Regions from separate parts of the Homo sapiens genome. Here region 2 is linked to region 1. Evidence: read pairs that join two places in POLR2A ChIA-PET (ENCODE). Cell type or tissue: CD4-positive, alpha-beta T cell. All regions are shown on one strand. Each heading gives the region's core, and the rest is flanking DNA. Links, peaks and the distances in the headings are about the cores only. Region 1 has its middle 27 kb from the start of PIM1. Region 2 overlaps PI16 (peptidase inhibitor 16).

The links. ChIA-PET counts read pairs that join two places held together with the same protein. Peaks named below come from ENCODE experiments on the same cell type or tissue, not always from the same donor. Only the 100,000 strongest peaks of a DNase experiment are listed, where the experiment ranks them.
Region 2: POLR2A ChIA-PET joins it to region 1 with 12 read pairs; 2 of 35 experiments call an interaction of 5 or more read pairs at or near these places.

Annotation. Positions count from the first base shown.
Region 1 is chr6:37,141,732-37,144,636 of GRCh38, forward strand. No RefSeq gene overlaps it. Among named protein-coding and RNA genes, the nearest start is that of PIM1, 27 kb to the right of the region's middle. RefSeq lists an enhancer at 1-123. In CD4-positive, alpha-beta T cell, for the core only: no CTCF peak of the experiment used is centred there; no DNase peak of the experiment used is centred there; H3K27ac peaks cover 580 bases.
Region 2 is chr6:36,961,843-36,964,747 of GRCh38, forward strand. It overlaps PI16 (peptidase inhibitor 16), which reads left to right. Exons shown (of 7, transcript NM_153370.3): 4 at 44-132; 5 at 1,093-1,770; 6 at 1,981-2,120; 7 at 2,544-2,905. The coding sequence ends at 2,102. Among named protein-coding and RNA genes, the nearest start is that of PI16, 8.6 kb to the left of the region's middle. RefSeq lists enhancers at 1,178-1,803, 1,804-2,428. In CD4-positive, alpha-beta T cell, for the core only: no CTCF peak of the experiment used is centred there; DNase peaks (open chromatin) are centred at 1,289, 1,939 and 2,239; H3K27ac peaks cover 1,885 bases.

The DNA.
Region 1 (2,905 bases), core at 256-2,755:
AATTGGAATGTAGCCGGAGAGACGAAAGGCTGGATGGAGAGTTTGCTATGCTGGAGACATGCTTTGATGTCTGCAGGGAAGGTTGTGTTTCATTCAGCCATCCAACTAACCAAAAAAAAAAAAAAAAAAAAAAAAATTGTTGCAGAAGCAATATGAAACCTTCCAAAATGCAGCATACGGGAAGCAGAAGCAGAGAGCAAGTGGCTGGGTCTGAGCTCTCCTTCTGAGTGAGTGTGTGTGTGTGTGTGTGTGTGTGTACTTAGATGCAGCTTTTCTCAGATTTACTACTCCAGCTTCTTGGATCTGTCAGAAGACAAGAGAGAAGAAAGAGTGCGCGCACCAACTATTAACTCACTATCCTTGGTTGAGCAAATTCTTATAACAAGGGAGAATGTGTCTAAGCTCGGGGCAGACTTTTTACCTGCTGTGGGGAGGAGGCAAAAGAAATAAGAGGTAAACTACTCTGTGTGTCCCTGAGAGGCCCAAAACTAAGATAACAGATGCTGATGGAGTCATCTGAGGCTGCCAGCTACCACAGCTTTTATACCAGCTGATGTAGGAAGAAGAAAATGAGCCAAGAAAGTAGGCTAATCTCCTAGAGAAACACAAAATAGGTAGCAAGTAGCATTTTTACACCTTTCACTCTTTAATTGCTTTAGACCCAGAGCTGTGAGGCACAAGGAATTCCTTTGGTGTCCTTACTTTACCTTTCTTACCGTTTTAGTGGTATTCTCTGTTCTAACATAATTGTTTTGTATGGGAGCTCACTACTTAGCTAGGGGCATGCCCCAAACCAACCCACAACTTTCAACTTCCATGCAAGAGACTTTTAATGTGACTTGGTATTGGGAGACAATCAACTTTCTACTAAATCACTGACAGAAAAACAATACCCAGGTGTGTGGTGAGATGTTATTATTTTACTTATTCACAGGGTGCTCACCATAGGAAGTAAAATGTACAATCCTGGCTTAGCATTAAGAAAGTTCACAAAGGCCAGGCGCAGTGGCTCATGCCTGTAATCCCAGCACTTGGGGAGGCTGAAGCGGGCGGATCATGAGGTCAGGAGTTCGAGACCAGTCTGACCAGAATGGTGAAACCCTGCCTCTACTAAAAATACAAAAATTAGCCAGGCGTGGTGGCGCATGCCTATAATCTCAGCTACTCAGGAGGCTGAGGCAGGAGAATCGCTTGAACCCAGGAGGCGGAGGTTGCAGCGAGCTGAGATAGAGCCAGTGCACTCCAGCCTGGGAGACAGAGCAAGACTCCGTCTCAAAAGAAAATAATAATAATAGTAATAAGTTCATGAAAATACAAAAATCGGCCAGGTGTGGTGGCTCACGCCTGTAATCCCAGCACTTTGGGAGGCTGAGGTGGGCAGATCACCTGAGGTCAGGAGTTCGAGATCAGCCTGGGCAACACGGTGAAACTCCATCTCTACTAAAAATACAAAATTAGCCGGGCGTGGTGACACATGCCTGTAATCCCAGCTACTCAGGAGGCTGAGGCAGGAGAATCGCTTGAACCTGGGAGGCGGAGGATGCGGTGAGCTGAGATCGCACCATTGCACTCCAGCCTGGGCAACAAGAGTAAATCTCCGTCTCACCAAAAAAAAAAAAAAAGGAAAAAAAAAGAAAAAAGGAAAGAAAAGAAAATACAAAAATCCTACATGGGAGACTACATGGAATTTCTATTCCTTAAGGATCGCCAAAATAAGACCCACTCATCACTATGTTCTATCATCCAGGCACATAGTTTAATTTTATTTTAAAAAGGAATAAAGTAAGTTGTTGATCAGATTATCTTGAAGGAATTAGAAGAGCATTTAATATATGTACAACACGTGGCTTCTTGGGTTTATCACAACTTTTTCCTCTCTGCATTTGCAATGAATGGACCATCCACAGAATCTGCTGTCTTTTGCTGTGATTTCTTCTGTTACCCCAGTTTACTTTTAAGACTGGTGTAAAATAATAATGACGTATATTTGCCATAAAGAGCTTGTACAATAACTACAGATACAAACCTTTTGTAACACCTGTCACTACCGATATTGAAACTATACTTCAGAAATTGTATGAGTGAAGAGTGATGCATTCATATAATAGACTGTTTCCCCCCAAAACAGTGCCACTTGATTTAGGAGAAACTCTAGTTAATCTCTTTTATAAAATTCCCTGAAATTACTCTTGTAACCTGCAGCATGAATTTAGGATAAATAAATTGCACAAGATTGAAAATACCCTTTCAGATATTTTGTACACTCTGGAAATAAATTGTGGGGTTTTGTTTTTACTCATCTTTTAAAAAGAAAAAAGATAGAGGGCCGAGTGCGGTGGCTCGCGCCTGTAATCCCAGCACTTTGGGAGGCCAAGGGGGGCAGATCATGAGGTCAAGAGTTTGAGACCATCCTGGCTAACAAGGCGAAACTCTGTCTTTACTAAAAATACAAAAAATTAGCTGGGCGTGGTGGCGGGCGCCTGTAGTCCCAGCTACTCAGGAGGCTGAGGCAGGAGAATCGCTTGAACCTGGGAGGCAGAGGTTGCAGTGAGCCAAGATGGTGCCACTGCACTCCAGCCTGGGCTACAGAGCATGACTCCGTCTCAAAAAAAAAAAAGAGAGAGAGGAGAGGAAAGGAAAATGAGCCTTAGCAGCTGTGTATTTTTTAAACAATAAGAAAATAGCATTCCCCAGAATTTCCAGTAAAACCCATAAGATTTAGGCAGTTCATCCCTGAAGTATGTGTGGGATGCTGGGAGCTCCCTGGCTTTTCCAGGCAACCCCACCCCCAAAAAACTCCCCACAAAAAAACAAAAGCAGATGGGCTGCATCTGAACGAATCAAACTCCCCAGGGGCCAGAGCTCTCTGCTCTAAATGCTAATAGAGTGAGTAATCAGAAACCTA
Region 2 (2,905 bases), core at 309-2,808, 180 kb before region 1:
GGGGTCGACCCCCTCCCCGCAGCATCCTCCTGACCTCCTGTAGGGGGAACGTGAAGGGGAAACGGCCCTACCAGGAGGGGACTCCGTGCTCCCAATGTCCCTCTGGCTACCACTGCAAGAACTCCCTCTGTGGTGAGTCCACGGGTGGATGGGTAGGGGCAGGGGGTGTGGAAATGATGCGATGCAGACTGGATGGTCTAAGAGCCTCCCTGGACTGAGCGGGACGTGGGCAGGGAAGGAGCCTGGTGGGATGCGACCACCGGGGGCCCCTGGCGGCTCCCTTAGCCCCCCACGCGCAGCCACTTTGGCGCCCTGTCGTTCCAAGTGGCCGGATTTCAACCCTTCAAAGGGAGGATGTTAGAAAGTCTGGCGGCTTCGGGGGGGCCCGCGCGAGGTGGGTGTCGCCACACTTTAGGGTCTCGAGGAGCGGGCTGGGGCCAGACCGGTGGGCGTGGTCAGAAGGCTTCAAACGGGCGAGGCCAGTCTTGCTGGGGGCGTGTGAGGGACCGCGATCCCGCTGGAGAAGTCCCCTGAAAAAGGGCAAGTACGAATGTAGAGAGACTTGGACCAGGAGGTGGCTAGAGGAGCAACTGTGTCAATCACCAGAAGTAACGTTTCTTTTCTTTTCTTTTTTCTTTTTCTTTTTTTTGACGGAGTTTTGCTCTTGTTGCCCAGGCTAGAGTGCAATGGCTCGATCTCGGCTCACCTGCAACCTCCGCCTCCCGGTTTGAAGCAATTCTCCTGCCTCAGCCTTCCGAGTAGCTGGGACTACAGGCACGCGCCACCACGCCTGGCTAATTTTGTATTTTTAGTAGAGATGGGGTTTCTCCATGTTGGTCAGGTTGGTCTCGAACTCCTGACCTCAGGTGATCCACCTGCCTCAGTCTCCCAAAGTGCTGGGATTACAGACGTGAGCCACCGCGCCCGGCTTGTAACTTTTATTTTCAATGAGGGGCATATCAGCTGGAGAAGTGTATGTGTGTGTTTGTGTGTCCTGGTAGGACATTTGGTCGCGTCACTTGGTTTGCAGTGCCATGAGAGATGTGGGGTCCTGCTTGCAGCACTCATGCCCGTTCTCGTCTGTCTTATCAGAACCCATCGGAAGCCCGGAAGATGCTCAGGATTTGCCTTACCTGGTAACTGAGGCCCCATCCTTCCGGGCGACTGAAGCATCAGACTCTAGGAAAATGGGTACTCCTTCTTCCCTAGCAACGGGGATTCCGGCTTTCTTGGTAACAGAGGTCTCAGGCTCCCTGGCAACCAAGGCTCTGCCTGCTGTGGAAACCCAGGCCCCAACTTCCTTAGCAACGAAAGACCCGCCCTCCATGGCAACAGAGGCTCCACCTTGCGTAACAACTGAGGTCCCTTCCATTTTGGCAGCTCACAGCCTGCCCTCCTTGGATGAGGAGCCAGTTACCTTCCCCAAATCGACCCATGTTCCTATCCCAAAATCAGCAGACAAAGTGACAGACAAAACAAAAGTGCCCTCTAGGAGCCCAGAGAACTCTCTGGACCCCAAGATGTCCCTGACAGGGGCAAGGGAACTCCTACCCCATGCCCAGGAGGAGGCTGAGGCTGAGGCTGAGTTGCCTCCTTCCAGTGAGGTCTTGGCCTCAGTTTTTCCAGCCCAGGACAAGCCAGGTGAGCTGCAGGCCACACTGGACCACACGGGGCACACCTCCTCCAAGTCCCTGCCCAATTTCCCCAATACCTCTGCCACCGCTAATGCCACGGGTGGGCGTGCCCTGGCTCTGCAGTCGTCCTTGCCAGGTAAGGCCCATAGCATCTGTCCCACTTTCCTCCTGGCTCTGGAATGTCAGTATCCTGCCCCAGCATAGGTGGTATGAGCATGGTGGGGCATGCACCCTCTGAGTAGGAGCTTCCTCCCTGGCTGCTGCCCCACCTCCTTGCATGGTGGGGTGGGCGGGACATCAGGCACAGCTGTCTCTAGGCTGAGGCAAAGCCTCTTTCTTCCCACAGGTGCAGAGGGCCCTGACAAGCCTAGCGTCGTGTCAGGGCTGAACTCGGGCCCTGGTCATGTGTGGGGCCCTCTCCTGGGACTACTGCTCCTGCCTCCTCTGGTGTTGGCTGGAATCTTCTGAAGGGGATACCACTCAAAGGCAAGGCCTGGTGAGGGGGGCCCTGGCCTCATACCCACCTGGATTGTCTTCCTCCAAGTGAGAGACCACAGCTTCCTGGGCAGGTCCTGCTCTGTGGCCCAGCAGCCCCCCTTCACCCCAACTTCTGGCCAGATTCCAGGCCAGCACTCTTGTCCTCCTGGGAGGCGTCTACAGGGCCAGCCCCTGGCACTGCCCCAGGAGTGCCTTGGCTCTGGGTAGGCCCATCCTTCAGCTGGCTGCAGACTGTTCTGAGCGGTATTTACATGTGCCCACTCTCAGGTTGTCCTGTGGCCATCAGCTTCTCTCCCAGACAGAGGATCTCAGGCTTCCCAGGAACCCCCGGGCCCCTCCCAGTCCCCTGGCCTCTTCCTTGAGCCATCTGAGTCCAGGACTGTTCCCCAGAAGTGCCTCTTGCCTTCTCAGGGTGAAGAGGTCAGCTGTCCTCCTGTCATCTTCCCCACCCTGTCCCCAGCCCCTAAACAAGATACTTCTTGGTTAAGGCCCTCCGGAAGGGAAAGGCTACGGGGCATGTGCCTCATCACACCATCCATCCTGGAGGCACAAGGCCTGGCTGGCTGCGAGCTCAGGAGGCCGCCTGAGGACTGCACACCGGGCCCACACCTCTCCTGCCCCTCCCTCCTGAGTCCTGGGGGTGGGAGGATTTGAGGGAGCTCACTGCCTACCTGGCCTGGGGCTGTCTGCCCACACAGCATGTGCGCTCTCCCTGAGTGCCTGTGTAGCTGGGGATGGGGATTCCTAGGGGCAGATGAAGGACAAGCCCCACT